Linked DNA regions of Homo sapiens: region 2 is linked to region 1. A link is a loop called in an ENCODE intact Hi-C map of the cell type or tissue named here. Cell type or tissue: ovary. All regions are shown on one strand. Links, peaks and the distances in the headings refer to the core of each region. The heading gives the core; the rest is flanking DNA. Region 1 overlaps CMIP (c-Maf inducing protein). Region 2 overlaps CMIP (c-Maf inducing protein).

What was found. Peaks named below come from ENCODE experiments on the same cell type or tissue, not always from the same donor. Only the 100,000 strongest peaks of a DNase experiment are listed, where the experiment ranks them.
Region 2: a loop joins it to region 1, with 5 times the contacts of the local background. A loop is called at or near these places in 1 of 110 quality-filtered maps.

What each region holds. Positions count from the first base shown.
Region 1 is chr16:81,646,764-81,656,775 of GRCh38, forward strand. CMIP (c-Maf inducing protein) reads left to right here. Exons shown (of 21, transcript NM_198390.3): 4 at 5,440-5,601. LOC105371362 (a long non-coding RNA gene) reads right to left here and starts at 1,394. Exons shown (of 4, transcript XR_007065138.1): 1 at 1,309-1,394. RefSeq lists enhancers at 5,773-5,832, 5,942-6,666, 6,667-7,392. In ovary, for the core only: a CTCF peak has its summit at 4,642; DNase peaks (open chromatin) are centred at 4,528 and 5,751; H3K4me3 peaks cover 2,037 bases; H3K27ac peaks cover 2,821 bases.
Region 2 is chr16:81,457,229-81,467,240 of GRCh38, forward strand. The region is part of intron 1 of CMIP (c-Maf inducing protein); the gene reads left to right. Among named protein-coding and RNA genes, the nearest start is that of CMIP, 17 kb to the left of the region's middle. RefSeq lists enhancers at 1-50, 1-519, 520-1,205, 576-870, 6,544-7,083 and a silencer at 1-50. In ovary, for the core only: no CTCF peak of the experiment used is centred there; no DNase peak of the experiment used is centred there.

The sequences.
Region 1 (10,012 bases), core at 2,608-6,607:
TAGTGGTTATGAGTTGCATCCGTCTTGTAGCATGTGGGTAATTCAATCCTTTTTATTGCCAAATACTGTTTGGTTGAATGGCTATACCACATCTTGTTTATCCATTCATCAGTTGATGAATTTAAGTTGTTTCTGTGAAGAATGCTGCTATGGACATTCTTGGGCATGTCTTTGGAGTTTGTTTCTCTTTCTCTTGGGTAGATTTCTAGGAACAGAATTGCTGGGTCATATGATAAATTTATGTATAATGTTTTAAGAAACTTTCAAACAATTTTCCAAGGTGGCTGTACCAGTTTACCTTCCCACCAGCAACACACAAGATTCCCAGTTTCTCCACACCTTTGCCAACACTTGGCGTTGTCTGTCATTTTCTATTACAGCCATCCTCGTAGGACGAAGTCGTATCTCTTTATGGTTTTAGCTTGCGTTTTCCCGAGGGCTAATGACGTTGAGCATCTTCTTTGCATGCTTACTCCTAGGCTGGAATTTGACTTTTAAAGCCAGACCTTGGCAAACTGTTTTCTACAAAGGGCCAGATAGCAAATATTTGGGGCTTTGTGGGCCACATTGGATTTCTGTTGCATATTCTGTGTTTATTTTCCGTCACAACTCCTACAGTTTGTGAGACCATTCTTGGTCTCATCGAACAAAAACAGGCAGGGGGCTGGGTTTCACCGCATGCTATAGTTCACCAACCCTGCTCTAAGTCAGCCCCTTTCTGTGAAAACACCAGGTCGTGTGCCCAGCCACAGAACAGTTCCAAGGCCCCTGTGTACTCCCCACTTCAGAAGAATCCAGTGGCCTGTGGGGTCCATGCTAGACAAACCACCAGGCCACCCACCCCACCTGGCAAAGCGCACTCAGCAGGAAGACCATATTGCAAAGCTGAGGGCCAGCCTCCAGGGAGCCTGGAGCAGGGATTCCGGAGGCGTCCCTATCCCAGCTCCACCATGATTCATCACCTGATGAGCTCATCAGAGTTCCTGGGATGAGGCATGCTAATTTGTCACCTAGGGAGGAGGGACAGGGCCCTGTTGATCCTGGACAGGCCTCCCTCATCCCTGTGGCCACCCTGACCTGGGGCTCAGAGCCTCTTCTGGGAACAGGGGCCTGCCTGCAGCCCGCACCCACAACGCCGTAGCCCACCCTCCCCCCGCACCCGCAGAGCCGTAGCCCACCCTCCCCCCGCACCCGCAGAGCCGTAGCCCACCCTCCCCCCACACCCGCAGAGCCGTAGCCCACCCTCCCCCCGCACCCGCAGAGCCGTAGCCCACCCTCCCCCTGCTGCTTCCACCGCCTTCTGGTTACCTGGCCTCCACTCTCAGAGCCTTGTGGATCTTGTTTCTGGATCTTGTCCTTGTGTCACCAAGCATTCTTGACACTTCTTCAGGATCTCTTGGCAAATCTGATATCCTCTTCACCCGACCATCGTGGCCCTCACTGATGTGATGGAAAGAGCTTTGCAGTGGCCAGAGCCAGTTTTCATTCCTGAATTGTCCCTTTCTAGCTGCTTGACTCTGGGCAAGTCTCTTGACCTCTCGGGGCCATGATAGGCTTCTGTGCACAGAGAACACCAACAATCCTCTGGCAGAAGCTGCAGCTGGCCACCCCCTCAGCATCGCGTGAGGGCTGCCAGCTGTGCACCATGAACACCTGTGACCCTGCAGAGCGCATGCTTTTTTCTGGCTGTGGGATCACTTTGGCCTGGGCACACGGCAGTCAGAAGCCCTGAAGAGTTGGCCAGGCGCAGTGGCTGCCGCCTGTAATCCCAGCACTTTGGGAGGCCGAGGCGGGTGGATCACGTGAGATCAGGAGTTCAAGACCAGCCTGGCCAACATGGTGAAGCCCATCTCTACTAAAAATACAAAAATTAGCTGGGCATGGTGGTGCACACCTGTAATCCCAGCTTCTTGGGAGGCTGAGGCAGGAGAATCACTTGAACCTGGGAGGTGGAGATTATAGTGAGCTGAGATCTCACCACTACACTCCAGCTTGAGTGACAGAGCAAGACTCTGTCTCAGAAAAAAAAAAAAAAAAAAAAAAAAAAAAAAAAAAAAGCCCTGAAGAGTTTAGGGAGCTAATGGACAAATGGCCAGCTCCCTCACTCTTTAGGAACGTCAACTCTGAGTGTGATCTGCACTGTCCCCTAGAGCCCCCAGCAGGAGTGAGCCCTCATTGCCTATATCATGTGCTTGACAGTGCCCTGTTTATTGACTGTCTTCTCTTGCCCGTCTCACTTCCCCACTCTCCCCACCAGTATTTCCTGCTGTTCCCTCTCAGATCAGTAAGCCATTTGCACTCAGTCCCTTGTCTCAGGGTCCTCCCTATGACAAGCCCCCAACTCATGGGATACTGTGAGGATTGAGTGGGATAAAGCTCATAAGAGCTAGCACTGTGCTGGCACATGGTATGTCCTCATGAAATTTTAGCCCTTGGTACAAGCCCTGGGATCTTCTGGCTCTGAATACAGCCTCTGCAGACTCTCCCATGGATGCCTGTGAGGCAAGGGCTTGGGCCCTCCCGGGAAAGCTGTTGTCCTCCCCGCTCCAAGGAGGGGAGCTGTGGATGAGCTGAGGCTGGGTGTACCGACCCCGAGGGCTCGTGTCTGAAACTGCGTTGGTGCCAGCGTTGCCCACTGGGCCCTGCTATGCCTCAGACTGGTTGCCTCTGCATCTTGAGTGGCATCTGTGTGTGGAGAACAGGAGATTGTACTCATGGCCACCCACCTCAGGGCTGGTTGTATTTTGCAAGTTTAAATGAGACTTCGCTGGAATGATGTTCACCAAATATTAATGGTGGCTATTTCTGGGTTGTGGGATTTTTGAGGCCTTTTAAAACTTATCCTCTTCTTTGTGCTTTTCAGTACAGTTTAGATTTTTTGCAATGAGCATGCATCATCTTTCGCAAAAGAATGAAGTCATTAATCTTTCAAAAGTAAATAATGTGCAGCTGATCAGAAGAGTCCACTTAGAGCCCAGACTCCATGCAAATGTAAGACACGGGTGTGGATCGCTGTGGTTTGCTTTGGGGCTTGATATAGGGTGGATTTTGTGAGATCATTTCATGGTCTTTTAAAAATTAAACAATTCTCTGGGTACAAACTAAAACCACAGACTCTGAGGCTCAAAGGAGCATTCATCCTCTGGAGCGGGTAGGGTTCTTGCTTCAGACATGTTGGGTTTTGCACAGATATTTCATCGTGCTATTCAGGCAGCGTGTCCTGCTCACAGCACTAGGACAGGGCGGCTTTGGTTGACAGTAACTAGGAAGGAGGCTGGTTATGGTTCCAGAGACGCCTCAGTGGACTGGGTGCGTCTCATCGTTAATGAAGTTCAGCCAGTAGTCACTGTCACCATCGTCAACATCAACTGCATGTTTACTCTTCACTGTACACTCACCCCCGACAACTTGTCACGCGTTTCTTCCTGTCCTCGTAGGGTCTCCAATGGCTGGCAAGTGAATGTTCCTGGTCTTTCCCCTCCCGCTCCCTGGGGAATGCTGGGCTGCCCTGGCCTCCTCTGCTCTGCTGGGCCTATGAGAAGAGCTGATCTCTTTCTAATTCTTGATGTGCAATGGGTGAATGGGCAAAGAATAGTAAGACCAGGTGCTGGAAGGAGGAAAGAAAGGTGGGCAGGTGGGTAGATGAAAGAACTAGAGAGAAGGAGAAAGAAGGAGCAGAGAGAGGAGAAGGGAGAGATGACGGGAAAGACTTGGGGTGATGGGCGGGGGGAATGAAAACCGTCTTTGGTGTGAGTTCATGGGGGCGACACCAGTGGCAATGAGTATATCAGAGGCCCCAGAAAATCATGGGGTGCGGGAAAATAATGGAGAGGAGGAAGATGGGATGCCGTATTGGCCTAGGTTTTACGTTTCATCTCCTTCAGTTTTTCAAGAGACAGATTCAGTCTCAGCGTTCCTTTTTGTGACTCTTGGCTGATTTATCTGGACTTGACTTTTGAATGCGGCTCCATAGAGTGGACCACATGGGTCCAGGATGGGTCAGGGTTACAGATTGAAAGAGGTGCCGGTATTTTCCATCCTGACTTACAGAACAGGACCCTAAGGCTCAGAAGGTGAAAGTTTTCTAGGAAGAACCAGATCTTTCCGACTCAGGTCCACCTCCCGTCCCACCAGTGTGCCTCACCGACAGAAGTAACCGTTCCACTTGGCATGGAATGTGTCCCTCAGATACTTCCTTGATAGCGGTGGGTCCCTTGACCACTTGATAATTCCTAGCTCAGAAACTCAGCGGTCAGGGAGGCTCTGGCAGCTTCTAAGTTTCTGTTTGAGCCTTAGCAGTTCAGCAAGGGACCCTCCTCTCCCCCCTCCTCTTTCTGACTTTGGCTCAGAGATTGTGACATGTCACCCCAGCTGGCTGCTGGCATGGTAACACTAAAATTAGGCTCTCCCTAAGGAGCAGAGCACTTAATGAAGGAGTTCATCCAGTTAGAAAGTCTCTCAAGCAGGCCGGGTGCATGGGGCAGGCAGCTGCAAAGGCGGGAGCCCGGGCGGGGGTGGAGGGAGTGCTTGGCCCAGACCTCCGCCTTCCGAGGGCCTCCGTTTCCATGATGTCAGAGAGGCGGAACTAACTCTGCCTCAAATCCAGGGAGGCAGCAGCCCCTGTCCCAACCGCTCTCTGGCTTCGACACAGCGCCCAAGCAAAGGTGAGAGCACTCTTGTCTTCCTCACCAGGTGGATGCGGAGGGCAGCGCTGGATTTCCCGGGGGAGCATTCCAGGTTTAGTCCCTACCTGGCCGGAGTCTAATTCCTGGCCTTAATCCTGTCTGTCATGTTCCCTAGCTGACTACCTGTCTTCAAGCGACCTCTTGGGATTGACATAGGCGGAAACAGTGCCTTCAACTCAGAGAAAGCCCCTTTGTGGACTGACCATTCCCACTCTTACTGCGCTTGAATCCTTGGGAAGTGAGTTTGGCAGAAGATACGATCTAAAAGAGAAGTCTCCCCCTTTTCTTTTTGAAGTCATTGGAAACTGTGTGGAGACAGTATAGTATGGTGGTGAGGGCACTGGCTTGAGAGCCCGAGCACATGTTTCTGTCTCAGCTCTGCCAACTCTAGAGCCCTGGGCAGATTTTCTAACCTCTTGTGTACCTCGGTTTCTTCATCCTTTTAGCAAAAACAAAAACAAAAAAACAGGAAAAAAGAAAAAGGTAATCTATCAAGGATTATCATCAGGGTGAAGTGAGCCTGTGTGGGAAATGAGTCTAGTGTCAGGAGGCCTGGCTGCAAATGCACCCCGTGACTTTGGATGAGACCCTTCCTCTCTCGGGGTGTCAGTTTCCTTATAAACGGGGACTGGGCCAAGTTGTCAGTTTCTCAGGGCCCTTTACACCCTAACCCATCTGATTCTTTGATTGTCTTCCATCTTCTGCCTTCCTTACGTGAGTAACATGTTGCTGTCTCTTTATCTCTTTCAACCAGAAAAAGATTTACAAATATAAGAAAGTGCTGAGTAACCCAAGCCGCTGGGAAGTTGTCTTGAAAGAGATCCGGACCCTGGTGGACATGGCCCTGACATCCCCCCTGCAGGATGACTCCATCAACCAGGCCCCACTGGAAATCGTCTCGAAACTGCTCTCAGAGGTAAAACCCCTCCCCTGGACCCCTTTACATTGTTTGCCTTTCCCTCCACCGATCACCGGCTCCATGCCAAGCAGCAGGCGCAGGCAGAGCTCCGTGTGGGCTGTGTTGTTGCCCTGCTGCCGAAGGAGGTGAGCAGTTGCCCACCCAGCCGTGTGTGGGAGTTGGGAGAGGGAGGCTTGCCCCAGCTGCTTGCAGCTGTGCTGTCTGGGGATTGTAGGCACCGAAGAGGAGGTGTTGCCCCGTGCAGTGAGAGCCAGTAGTCCCATCCCCATCTCTGTCTTCCCCTAGCAGTGGCCCACATGAGCTCCAGGGGTCCAGGGGGATTCAGCTTTCTGCCCTCGTCACCCCACAAAGCCTGTAGATGTGCTCTGTTTAATTTAAACACCATTTTAAAAATCAGGAGATTTCACAGTACAGTGGGAATTTCCAGGTTCTCTTTAAAAACAATCAGAAAATCCAGCCGCGGTTTGCAGCTGGTGCTACCTGATGCCACCCGTCGGCTGGGCCTCCTGTGCCATCTGCTTTGCTGGCCTCCTCGCATATTGAATGTGTGCTTTGTGCCAGGCACCATCTGGGAATTCAAGCAAAGACAAGCCCCCTACCCCCCTGGAGCTTGTGTCCCGGCAGGGGAGACAGGCAGTGAACAATGAAACTCATCAGCGAGTCTGTCCCGCTGTTGGTTAGGCAGAAGGCGCTTCGGAAATGTGCTTCTTTCTGTTTTCTGTTTCAGGTGCTATTCTAGGCGCTTTACAAATATTAATACTGCTCTCGTTTATTTGCTCACCTGGCCCTCTGGGAACACTGGAGTTGATGACTCCTGATTTAAACTGTGCACAGCCACCAGACTGATGCTTCTGTCCCCCTCCCCTGACAGTGATACCCCCGGTCCTGAGTCTCCCCCGTCAAGCTCCCATGCAAGTGCCTGGCTGCCTGGAGCCCTCCCCTTTCTCTGCAGGCCCACACTGGCCGCTGCCCGTGGGACGGGGCCTGGCACCGGCCCTCCGTGTCTGTGGAGTAGAGAAGGTCCCTCACTCCAGGAGGAGGCGAGGTGGGAGGTAGAAAGTAGGTGGCAGTGACAGTCTCAGGCAGAGGGACAGAGGTCAGAGGTGTTGTCCTCAGTTGGGAGACCAGCATCGTTCCAAGAGGAGTAAAAACCCAGGCTGGGAAATGAATCACAGAGTGGCTGGAATTCTGAGCCTGGGTGCTGGATGTCCAGCTCCAGGTGCAGACTTCTCATCTGGAGAAGGGGTCCCTGCTCACCTGTAGTAAGCCAGGCAGGTGCCAGGTGCCACCCAATCTGGAGTGCAGTGGCGTGACGGCTCACTGCAACCTCCGCCTCCTGGGTTCAAGCCGTTCTCCTGCCACAGCCTCCCAAGTAGCTGAGATTACAGGCGTGCGCCACCATGCCCAGCTAATTTTTGTATTTTTAGTAGAGACAAGGTTTCACCGTGTTGGCCAGGCTGGTCTTGAACTCCTGACTTCAAATGGTCCATCTGCCTTGGCCTCCCAAAGTGAGACAGCCTCTCTTTTAAAACTCACATTCTCTCTGAAAGATGGGCCTTTCTGTCTTCACTTCACAGATGAGGAAATTGAGGCCCAGTGATACTGAGTGACCTGCCCAACTCACGTGGCAAGTTTGTAATGGAGCTAGAAGTTCCACCTTAGAGTTGCCAAGCGCTTTTGAGACCAACTTGGCCACCACTTCAGCGCCACCAGGCTCAACCACCACCACACCCTTATTAAATCAGGGCAGTGCTGAGGGCAGCAGACGTGCCCCATTGCCGGCCTCGGGCAAGATTTTTTTTCCCCTCTCAGATGTGCTTCAGGTGACCGCATGACTGTTGGCCTTCACATCCCTCCTTGGGCTTTATTATTATTATTATTATTATTAACAATGGGGTCTCACTGTGTTGCCCAGGTTGGTCTCAAACTCCTGGGCTCAAGTGATCCTCCCACCTTGGCCTCCCAAAGTGCTGGGATTATAGGCATGAGCCACCACACCTAGGACCAGACACCTGGCTGAGGGTGCTTCTTGGGCTTTAAAGTAAAAATCTCAAAGGCAGCTGACCCTTAAGTGCTAGGATGGAGGAATAAAGATATTTAAAGTAGGAAAATGGAAGAAGTTTCCATGTGCTTTGAAGCTACTGTGTCAGGCAAGGAGTCAGCATTACTCACCCTACTTTACTGAAGAGAGCTGACATTTAGGGACAGAGCTGGGACTCCAGCCCAGGCTGCCTGACCCGGCATCCACTCATGCATGCTCTGCAGTGGTCAGTTTGATGGCCCTTAGACCTCCCCAGTTTCTCCCAAGGACCCTGCAAGGTAAGTATTAAAATGTATAGAGGAGTAACCAGGGGTGCTGAGAGGTTAAGTAGCTTACACAGGGCCAGTCAGATTAAGTGTTGGGCCAGGACCCTCGCCCGGGTCTGCCCAGTGATGAAGCTTATGCCCCTGCACATAGATGTGAGATAAACCCGGGTTGGTAGAGACTTTCTGGCAAGTATGTAACTATGGAGATGAAGAGTGAGAAACCGTGTTGTAGGGTCGGAAGGACCTTGTCCTGCCCTCAGTAGCTGGGTGGCCTTGGACAAGTTGCTAGGCCTTTCTGTGCCCAGTTGTTTTCTGTAAATTGGGTCTGAGACGAGTACCTATTTCACAGAATTGAAGATGCGATCCTCTCATATGCATAAAGTGCTTGGCACTGTGCCTAACTTGCAAGGGCCTTTGATACATGGCCACATTTTCATTGTCATAGGAGATGTCTGTGGTCTGAACCCCGTAAGCACCTTCAGCCAGGGGTCTGGAGCTAGTAGCTGGAAAAACAAACATCTGCCTTCGACCTCCGTGCCCTGTTTTGGGGCTGGGTTGTTTCTCTGTTCTGTTTGCCCAAGTTGTTTGCAAGGCCTCCTCTGGAGAGGTTCCAGGCATCACCAGACCAACCAGAAGGTGGAAGGATCTGGAGGGAGCAGGCAGAGGGGCATCGTGGAGGGAGCTGCTAAGGACGCAAAACAGTTCCGAGAAAGAACTGTCCGTCCACCAGCAAAGCAAAGCTGGCTGTCCCCACCCTCCCAGGCCTTTGTTGAGTTGCGTGTAAAGTGGCCGCTTAGCTCGAGAGTCAGGTGTTCCCTCTAATGCAGTGGCTATTGGTGGACATGCTCTACCAGGGGTGGAAAATGGCCCTGGGGGAGAGAAGGCTCCCTGTAGAATGCATGGGCTGTCCTGTGACTGGGACAAAGGAAATGATGTCCGTGGTCGCCAAAGCCTTCCTGGAAAGGTGCGTGGGTGGCGGCGAGGGATGGATGTGTCGAGCTGCCCTTGGCAGCCCAAAATAAGGAACTGCTTCTTGGATGGGTGGTGGAGCACTGTAGCTCAGTGGCAGGAAATATAGACTTTAGAGTAAGGACAGACGGGTTCATATCCTCACTGCAGCCCCTATTACCCTGCGCCTGCTAGTCACTGCATCCCGTCAGTCTTAGGCAGCTGATCAGTCAATGGGATAGTAGAGAACCTGTCATAATCAAAAGAAATTGGTGGCATGAGCAAAACAAAGCTCTTACACAGTGCCTGAGGCATAGAGAGCTCAGCAGTCATAAGGAGAGACCAAGGCCAGGCTTCTCCCCGAAGCTGAAAAATGACTGATAGTTAATAATCTACCATAAACAGGCTGCTCAAACTCCACTCATATCCACTAAAGAAAAAAAGCGTGTTCAGATCCAAAAAACATCCTTTCACATGCCTGCATTCTAGGTATCTTGGGTCCAACCTCACCTAGGTCAGGACGTCTCATGGGGACCGGTAGAGACTCATGTTGTTCATTCAGATGCTGACCTGGCTTCACGGCCTCCCGCAGCCCTCGGGAGCCAGCTTATTGGGCAAAAGCAAATTCATAGCTCGCAAGCTTTTCTTTTGCCTTGGCTTCTGTAAACACATTAGATACCCCCATATGCCTTAAGCCTGTCCAGGTGGTGGGAGCCATGGGGCTCTGTCTAGAACCAGAACAATCGATCTTGCCAACACTGTTCAAATGAGAGGTCTCTTTACAAGCAGCCAATGTGGCTCTTTTAGGAAATACGAATTGGCACCACTGTGTGTCCACCAAAACAGACAAGCAAAGCAGAACACACCACGAAACTAGCAAGAAAGAAGGGCGGGCACTTCTGAGTTTTCCTGTGATTCCTTGTTTATGGCACAGCCGTCTCTTTCCTTGTTCAAGTACTCACAGATGGCGGCACAGGTCGAGCATCTCTAATCGTGAAACCTGAAATGCTCCAAAGTCCAAAACTTTCTTTTTTAGAGACAGTCTCGCTCTGTCGCCCAGGCTGGAGTGTGGTGGCACAATCTCAGCTCACTGCAGCCTCCGCCTTTTGGATTCAAATGCTTCTCCTGCCTCAGCCTCCCGAGTAGCGAGTAC
Region 2 (10,012 bases), core at 2,956-6,955, 190 kb before region 1:
CTTGCTCCCCTGTGGCGCGGCACCACCCCAGCTGGGCAGCCAGGTCGCCTTTGCCTCTTGCCTTCTCCACTCCACATTTACCTCCCCTCTCTTGTAAAAGCAAAACTGAAGCCATCATACAGGGCTGACGACAATCTTACAAAATCAAGAAGAAAAAAATCCTCCCAGAATCCCACCACCTGGAAATCACCCGTATTAACCATGTGGGGTGGAGCCATCTACCCTTTCTCCTAAATGAGTGCGTGTGGCATAGGTACACAGGGAGCAGGAGGAGCTTTTATTCTAGGTTGGCCTCCACCTGCCAGGTGCTGGCCCACTGCTCCCCACAGTTGTAACAACCCGTGATACGTAACAAGCAGGCTCTGCCACATGTCCCCGGGGGGCCACATTACCCCTGGTTGAGAACTGCTGTGTTCATTCATTTAATCATCACACCTACCTCGTGAGGTCCCATTTTCTGGAGCAGGCAGGGGCTGCCCGGGCTGGCATGTGACAGAGCTGGGAACTCCTGCACCGTCCCACAGTCACCTCGTCTCTTCAGAACTGGCCCACAGGAGGTCTGAAAAACAATGTGGGGGCCTTAGGAGCCCTGTCCCCATGTCTGGCATGGTGTGGGGCCAAGAGCCGGTGGGCCACGGCACCCCAGGCCCCCAGAAGGAAATCCCAGCTGGCCTGGGCGTTGGCAAGCTCCCCCCTACCTTTGATCCCTCCCGACTGACCTCCCCCTCGCTGTCCCTGCCTTCGCCCTGATGACTCAGGACTTCAGAGATCTGGGTTGTTGAAAAGGGGAATTACATCATGCCAATAAGAGAGAGGGGGAGAAATTAGCATTAGAAAGTTTTGGCGTAAGGAAAAATGACTTCAAAACCTGCTTCTTGTGCCCTGTCTGAATTGAAGCAGGTTTTTGGGGGAGATGAGGAAGTGGGGAGGAGAGGGGATAGGGACCCTGGCTTCTCACCTCTTCTAAAGAGGCCTTCATCTGTTTGACCCCAGACCCATCCACGGCTGGGCAGTGGGTCCCTCTCCTTTTTATAGCTGAACCCCATCACCTGGAAGGCTATTAAAAAGCAAGGTTCTGGAGTTGGCATGCAGGTTCTACCCGCAGGCTTGGTGAAGGGGGGTAGGGGTCAGGGAGCACTGCAAAGACGAACAGTCTGGGGTTCTTCTGTTGCCCCCAGTGGTAAGCAGGGCACCCTCTCTGGGCCAGCACAGCCCTGGCTGGGGGCATGACTAGAGGAGGGGATCCCGGCTGATCTCAGTCCCACTGGCCTCCACTGGGTGCTCCTGCGTAGGGCCCTCCCTGCTCAGCCATTCTGGGAAGCTTTGCTTGAAGGGGATCAGGAAGGAGGAAACCCCCTGCCTCCACTTTGAAACCCGCACACTGTTTCCCCATTACGTCTTGCAGGGAGGTGGAGGCGTTAAATCCCCTGCCTGCCCAGGTCAGTCCTTCCCTAAAACAGGACAGTGATCGGGCAGGTTGATTAGGAGGGCTGGCCAGGCTTTTTGATCCAGACATTTCATATGAGGCCATTTAACCAGTGGTGTGATCCAGCTCTCAGTTTCCTCATCTGAAAGCTGGGGATATAAGAGTAGCCACTCCCTAGGATAAAGGGGAGAATACATGGAATTCTGAGAATAAAGGAGAGAATACATGGAAAGTACTTAGTAGAGTGTGGACACGTGGCATGTGCTCAACAGATGTTTGCTACCATCATCATCATCATCATGACCCCTACCATTACTGTCATCTCCGCTGTCACCATCACTGTCACCATCACCGTCACCGTCACCATCACTGTCACCATCACCATCACCATCACCATCACCATCACTGTCACCGTCACCGTCACCATCACTGTCATTACTGTGGCTACCGCTTCTCTTGTGTTGGGTTTGCCACCTGTATACCTTCCTGCTTCCTGCAGGACTGTGAGCTTGAAGGCAGGGTTTGGGTCCGTTTTTCCAGGAATACCCGATGTCAATAAAGGCCTTTGTCTGTTGCATGGTGGGGGACCTTGGCATCCAGGCTGTGAAGGGACAGGAAAGTCTCACAGTTTTCTTGGAAACCTTCTGGTGACCTTGGAGTCAAGGGAAGCTCTTCTTGGGTGTGCCCGTGGCCCTGTGCTGTGACCCTGCGCTGTGACCCCGTGCCGTGACCCTGCTCCGTGACCTCGCTCCGTGACCTCAGGCACCATTATTTGGAATGGGCTCTCAGCCCCTGTCCTAACCCCAGCCACCAAGCTCCCAACCCAAGCAAGATGGAAACCCGCCGTTGGGAGGATTAAGATATTATTGGTGGTTTTCACCTCAGCTTTCAGCAGCAGTGCTTGGGAAATAAGATTTTGATCTCGGAAAATATGATTTAAAAACAGAATTGAAAGTCGCTTTTATTTTCTAAACGATATTGCCCCTGACGCATGCACTGCCTCTGACTGGTGGCCTCCGGTCTGAGCACACCCGTGGGGTAAACTGCGTAGCAATTCCAGGGGTGTGCTCTCTGGATTTTATAGACTTCCACCCCAAGCAGGCCCTGCCTTTGATCCCCCACTCGGGTCTGCAGTGACAGAGCACCTGCTTTAGACCAAGCCCAGGAGGCTGCTGCTTCTTTGGGGAATTGTCTTAGCCTTTCCCACTCTTAGGAGGTGGCCTTGTCAGATGCCAGCTGAAGGGGTCTTCTTCCTCCGAGCCCTGCTGGGCTCACCTTTGAATGCCACAAACCAAACCCATGGACCAAGGGGACTTTGGCCACATCCCAGTGTCCCCTCCAGTGGGGAAGGGAAGTTCCTTTCCTTCCTGTTGTGTGAGGGCTAGGGGCACTGAGTCCCCACAAGGCCTCACCATGGAGGCTCTGAGAGGTGAGGTTTGGCTCCCCTGGCCACCCCAGAGTCAACACAGGGCCTGTGTGTTTTTCTTTGCCTCTGGGCCCATGTTCTATTCTTTCCAGCCTTTGCCTTGGAAACCCCACCCTCCATTCTTTTCTGCTCCCCTGCCTTCTGGGTGGGTCTGGCCAGTGGAGAGCCTGGGGGAGATGGAGGATGGGAGGAGGGTGAGTGGGCTATTTATTCCCTCCTCCCTTTTCCTTCGGGTTGCCAGCGGTTGCCATGGGTGGGTGGCGTCCCTCAGCCACTCCTGCAGTCATGTCACTCCCTCTACCCAGGTTTTTCTGTAACTGCTCCTTCCCCTGCAGTGTCAGGCCCAGGGATAGAAATACATGGGGGAGAAATGAAGTGACTGCTGTCCTGGTTTGCCCAGGACTGTCCCAGGTTTTTGCAGTGAAAGTCCTGTGGCCCAGGAAGCCCCTCAGTCCTGGGCACACTTGGACGGCTGGTCACCCTAGGTAGAAAAACCATCTTTTGTGCTTCCCCTGTACGCTGCCCATGCCTTAATATATTGTCCTTTTGTGAAAATTTCCTCTGCCATCTGTTTCCTCCCAGGACCCTGGCTGATGCACCAGGAGCTTGAGGAGATGGAGTGGTGTTCAGAGCCTCTTCCCTTTAGAGTTCAGAGCAACCAAATGGGCATCATGCTGAACGTGGGAGAAACAAAAGAATCTCTTGCACTTGGACTCTTTTCTGAAAATTTGCCCCCTGCAAAGCAAAATGGTGGTGGTGATGATGACGGTGATGATGGTAGTGGCCATTTCTTTGCCTACCCACTGTGGCCTTGTTGTGAAGAACTTTGATGCCCTGTTGTATGTGATCGTTATGACAATCCTGTGAAGTTTTTCAATGATGAAGGAAACTGAGGCTTAGAGAGTTGGAGTAATCTGTGAAGGCTCAGGATGGGCAAGAGGTCCCGCCCAGGTTTGAGCCCAGATGCGAGGTTACCACGCTTCCTGGTGAGGTGTTTTACAACTAAGGCCAAGCCAGGCAAAACCCATTGTTCTGCAGCTTCTGGCTTGGATTGGGTGTCTTGTTGAGTATGTGGGCAGTGGATCTGATGTTTTCCACTTCCTCCCATGTGGCAGGGCTGTGTGCATGGAGCATGAGGGGCTGGCTGGGCAGACAGCCTTGATTTGACTGAATTCAGCCATGGCCCATGTTGGAAAATGTTAGCCTATTTTTCCTTCTCCATTTGCCCCTTCCCCCTTTTTTTGTTTTTATAATTAGAATCAGAGCCAGCCATAGTTGGAAGAGAACTTGAAGTTCATCTAGTTCTGGGATGGCAAATAAGTGACACATGTGCTGCCACTCCTCATTGCCTTGACCGTGGTAGACATTGCTAATCAACCCTAGCGTAATTAGTCTTCCCAGTGAGCTCAGAGACAGCCACTAATAATCAATTGTTGTTGGCATGCAACGGGGACCCTATTTGCCATTCTTGATGTAGCCCAGCTTCTTTCACTGCATAGATTAGGAACTTAAGGCCCAGAGTCGTTAAATGACCCTCAAGGGAGCCAGTGGGATTTTTTTGAAGCCTTCTCCACACCAGGGTGTTCGCTCTTAAGAGATGATTTTGGGTTAAACAAAGTGTGGTATAGAGGAAAGCACCTGGGTTTGCAAAGCAGTGCCTGGATCTGGGTTCACATCCCAGCAATGCCTCTTGTTGCTTGTAACTCTGGGTAGATCACATGAGTTCTCTGACCCTCATCTTGGAAACTGAAATTCCCATCCCTACATCCCAGGATTGTGAGAGTAAATGACATGGTATATTTATCCAACATTCAGCAGTATGTGCTGGGCACCGTTCTAGGCATTGCGTGTTGCGGTGAGCTGCATAGGCAGTTCTCATGGAGCTGGCTGCCCTCATAAAGATGAGGCTAGTTTTCTTCCTCTTTCCTTCTCGGAAACCCATGGAACTGTGTTGTCATCATTATCTTTTACTTCTCTTCTGTCATATCCACTTAAATTTTGGTCCATTTCTGCATCCCATGACTTGCTTTGGGAAGTGATTTATTTTTTCTTTCATTCCTGGTCTCATTTCCATTCTTGTGTCTGGGTGGATGGTCAGTGAGTCCTTTGTCACAGTCACCAAAAATCAAAATGACAGACTATTCCCTGCTGAATGGATGTTCTGGGGTACTGGGTCTAGATTTGGGAATGACATACTCCCTTTGAAAATGTGCTGAAAGCTATGGATCCTTGGGCTGGCAAAATGGTAAGACAGAGCAGGGCTTATAAAACTTAGCAACTATGTGTTTTTTAGCATCCATAATATAGGCATTCTTAGGGATTCATGGACACCTCCCTCTCTAGGGCAATAAACCAGGCTAGGGGGTCAGTGACGCTTCCCCAGCAGGAAATGGAGCTTTGCACAGAAATAAACATGTAAGTGATAAAAAAAAAAATGTTTCATTAAGTAGAAAGATCAAGGTTTTTATTCAGAGTTTTGCTCCTTTGGCCAGGTAAGTGTGGGGCTGGTCCCTGCAGCGTTTTCTGTACTTGCTTGAGCTGTGTTTAGTCTTCTTGGTTATGGTGAAATATTTTTTCTTTTATCCCAGTCTGGAGTTTCAAGGTTGGCACTTCTTGCCCCTAAAATGTTTGTTTTAAGATTTAGAGCAGTTCTTCACTCTCTGATAAGGTGTAGTGCATCACTGGAGCTGCGTTGTGATTGAGTCCGAGGGCTGTTCTGCTGGAATCAGGCAGATGGTGGCTCACTGCTCAGCTTTGCCCTGGCTCTCAGTGTGACCTTGGGCTGCCTCACCTCCCTGACCTGTAAAGCAGAGGGACAGAGTGACCACAAACCCTTGATGACCAACGATTAAAGAATACTAAGCATGAGAAAATATGCCCAGGGAGTATCCACAGAGGCAAAGGCAGTCTTGGCATTTGAACGCCTGGAATTTGGGAAGTATGGATCCTTTACTGAGTCTCTATCATGGAGGCTACCTGGCAAATTCAGCTGATGTGAATGGAGCAGTGGACGATGAGTGCAGGTCTAATGGGCTCCTTCCTTCTGGATACCAAGGACTTCACCTTCAGCAATGGTAAGCAAGCACCACTAAGAGAAGCTGAGGGTTTTCCTTGGTTGTTAACATTTTAAGGACCCCAATAAACAAGTTTCCTCATTGTCTTTGTTTCTCCCCAGGTTGGCTGGCCCCGATCTTTAGCCACACCCTAGAGCAAAACGTCACTTAAATGACTAGAGAGGGACAGAGTTCCTTGGGGCCATTTCAGATTTAGACATGGAATTTTTCTGGGATAATTCCTTTGCCACTGAATTTTGCATTTGCATGTTCTAAAGCCAAAAAAAGGAGTTGAACTTTCCCTTTTGTTTGCTTCATTACTCCCACTACGTTTGGCGGGACGGCGGTTGTGGTTTTTATTCTCAGATTTGTTTTTATGAGCGTGCTGTGCGCATGGAGTCCTCTCTCCTCCCTGAGGATTTTGTAGGACGATTCAAGCCGGCTCTCTGCCCAGCTGGGTACCGATTGCCAGGGCTGGACCGGGTGAAATAATGGAACCTGCCATTTCTCAGGCACCTATGATGTGCCAGGCACTTATTCAGCCCCCTGGGTGGGCAGTGTCCCCGTGTTACAAGAGAGGGGACAGGTACCCCAGGCCCTTGGCCTCCAGGGTCACATGGCTGTGGGTTGTGGAGCTGCGATGCAAACCCAGGTCAGGCCGACTCGAGCTCGTGTGTCTTTTCCTAGGCTCCACTGCTTTTCCTGAGACCTCAGGGGACTTCCCAGGTGTCCTTTATGTGCCCACTCTTGTATGGTTCCACCTAAGGAAAAATGAAGTAGGTGTTGGTTGGACAACAAGGCAGGCCTTGGAGAGTTCTCCTTCATTTCTCCTGCCCCTCAGCCTCCTTGCCAAGCTTGAGTGCAGCCAGGATTTTCCTAGTCCCTTGAGTTACCTGGCCGGGGTGGCTTTTTCCAGGCAGCCAGCTCAGGGAAGAAGCTAGGGCTCCATCCACCTCACCTTTGTGATCTTCTGAGGGAGCCGCAGCCAGTGTGTAAGGGAAGCAGGGGTAGAGACAGTAGCTTTGTCATTAGTCTCCGCATTTCACAGGTGAGAAAAGGAGTCTCCCAGGGGAAGTGGCGTGGGCACAGTGAGAGGTGGCTGGCTAAGCCAGAGCTCTTCCTAGTGCCAGCACCTTCCTAGAATTAGCTGTGAGACTGAAGAGAGGAAAGATGACATCTGGTCACAGGCTCCACATCTGGTCCGATGGGGCAGATGCCTTGATTTCACAGTTGGCGAAACTGAGGCCCAGGTAGAGAGACTGCCCCAGTCGCTGTCCCTACCCCGGTACAGCATGCTGTTTTCTCACTTTGTCTATTTGATGATGCAACCAGGAAAATCTTGATCAGGGAAGAGTGAAGGTCTCATTCATTCATTCATTCATTCATTCATTCATTCGTTTTGGCAGCTGAAGTTCTGAGGTTTTAAAAAAATTTTTTTATTGTGGTAAAATATGCATAACACAATACTTATCATTTTATCCATTTGTAAGTGTACAATTCAGTGGCATTAAATACATTCACAGTCACCACTGTCTACACCCAGAACTTTTTCATCATCCCCAGCACAAACTCTGTACCCATTCTCTCCTCGTCCCAGCCCCTGGTCACTGCTGTTCTACTTGCTGTCTCTATGAGTTTGCCTATTGAAGTACCTGAGCTAAGTGGAATCATACGGTATTTGTCCTTCTGTGTCTGGCTTATGTCACTTAGTGTGAGGTTTTTACGTTCCCCCCATGTTTAGCACATGCCAGAATTTCCTTCCTTTTTAAGGCCAAATAATGTTCCATTGACTGGATAGACCACATTTGATTTATCCATTCTTCGGTCGACAGACACTTGAGTTGTTCCCTTGTTGGCTGTTGTGGGTAACGCTCCTGTGAACATTGGTGCAAGTATTTATTATCGCCCCTGCTTTTGGTTCTTTTGGATATACATCTACGAGCGGACATTTATTTTTTAAAGATGTTCACCCCCCTTACCCATTACATAAAGAACTCGGGTTTGTTGTAGCACAGTTAGATAACGCAAATAAACAGAAGAAAACCAAATCCACCTAGAATGCCGACAGCCAGAGATGATAATTAACATTTTTGTAGGGTGTTCATTTGCATGTGCCGTTTTTTCCATCCATACTTGATGATGCTGTACCTGGACAGTCTTTGGTGTTGTGGGCTGGATCTTCATTTAGAAACATATATAAACCAGGCCTGAGGCCCTGCTGTGGAGGGAGGGGATGCCAGCTGGACTTTCACTACCACCAGGTTGCGTCCTTGATAGGGGCAGGATGCACCCCGTGTCTGACGCTGTGTCCTGCTGTGCTTGCTTCCTTTTCCTGTTCTCTGTCCCCAGACTGGACCCCGTACGTTTGTTACCAGTCCCTAACACTCACTGTCCCAAGAAGGCTGCCTCGCACAATGCCTGGTTGTGGTTAGTGCTCAATAAGTATTTGTTGAATGAGCTAATAAGAAATGATCGATTGAATGAACGAATGAGAGAAATTCCCCAGCGAGCTGACCTTGGGCCTGGCTCAGCTGAACCGTGAGAGGGCCTCTCTGGCTCGACCATTTCGCCTGTGGTGGTGACTGGGCAGAGTGACCCAGCACGGTGAGCTGTCCTTGCTGTCACCTGTGGGAAAGGCAGGGGTTGTGCCTGTGGCCCTGGCTCAGACAGCAGGGCCCTGTGAGTTCCCTCGCTCCAGACCTTCGCTCAGGGTCTTCTGGGTGTCAGGTGCCCGGCTGAGGGCTGGGCTGTGGGGTGAACCAAACACAGCCCCACTAGAACACCTTCGTTCCAGTCGGGGAGACAACCCTTGCAGAGAAGAAGCTGGTAATTTCAGGTGGCAAGAAGTCGATGATGAAAAATACATCCTTGTCCTTTCCTTTTTCTTTTCTTCTCTCTTGTTTTCATTTGTTTTTTTTTTACTTTTTATTTTGTCTTATTTTTTTGAGGTAGGGTCTCGCCCTGTCACCTAGGCTAGAGTTCAGTGGCACAATCACAGCTTGCTGCAGCCTCAGCTTCCTGGGCTCAAGTGATCCTCCCACCTCAGCCTCTCGAGTAGCTGGGCCTGCGGGTGTGTGCCACCACATCCAGCTAATTTTTAAATTTTTTGTAGAGATGGGGTTTTGCCATCTTGTCCAGGCTGGTCTTGAACTCCTGCGATCAAGTGATCCTCCTGCCTTGGCCTCCCAAAGTGTTGGGATTACAGGCATGAGCCACTAGGCCTGGCCTCTTTCCCTTTTTAAAAAAATTACTTCATTTGGCTGTTTCTTGGTTGATTGGAGGCCAGGGATGTGCAGTTGCTGTGTTTGAATCTTAGCTCTGCCACTTACTAGTGATGATCTTGGCAATGGTTTTGAGCTTGGCGAGCCTCAGTTTCCTTGTCTGTGTAACGAAAGATGGGGGTGTGTCTACATCACAGGGTTATCATGAGGCATAACTGAGACATTGCTCAGGAAGCACTTCTTATTGGTATTACTTACGAACGGGCCATGATTGCATAATGAATCTGATGGCTACATGCTTTTGAAATTACAAAACCAATGCCATCCAATTGATTGGTGATCTGCCTGGGATAGGAGCAAGTTAATGCATTGACCATGGGGGGCTTAGCACAGCGCCGTTTCCCTGGGAGACTTGGGCTGAACCGAATTTGTTCAGCCAAAGATTCTGCCTCCTCCCTGGGAACTAGGAACAAAAGGGCCTTGCTTGAAAGAGGCTGTTGTTCCTTCACCAAGTTTAGAAAGCCAAAGTTCAGTTTCTGCAACCAGTTCCAGGAGTTATGTGGCAGGGCTAGACTTTTTCCTTTTTTCTTGTGCCTAATTTTGGGCCAGTTCTTCTGGTTAGATGATTGAGGTGACCAGAACATACAGGAAAATAAACAGAAACCCCCAAACTGCCCTTTGAAGCTGTCCATCCTCGCTGGGCAGGAACAAGGATCTTCTTGGGCTCTAGAAGTTTTTTTTAGTTGAGCGAGTTTCCATCCCACCAGGCAAGGGGCTTAGGCGAGGTTGTGTGATGTGGGCCCACGCCCTTGGGCTGGACGTGGACCCATGTTTGTCACCGGTCCCTAACACTCACTCTGGGACCTGGGCACATCCCGCAACCAGT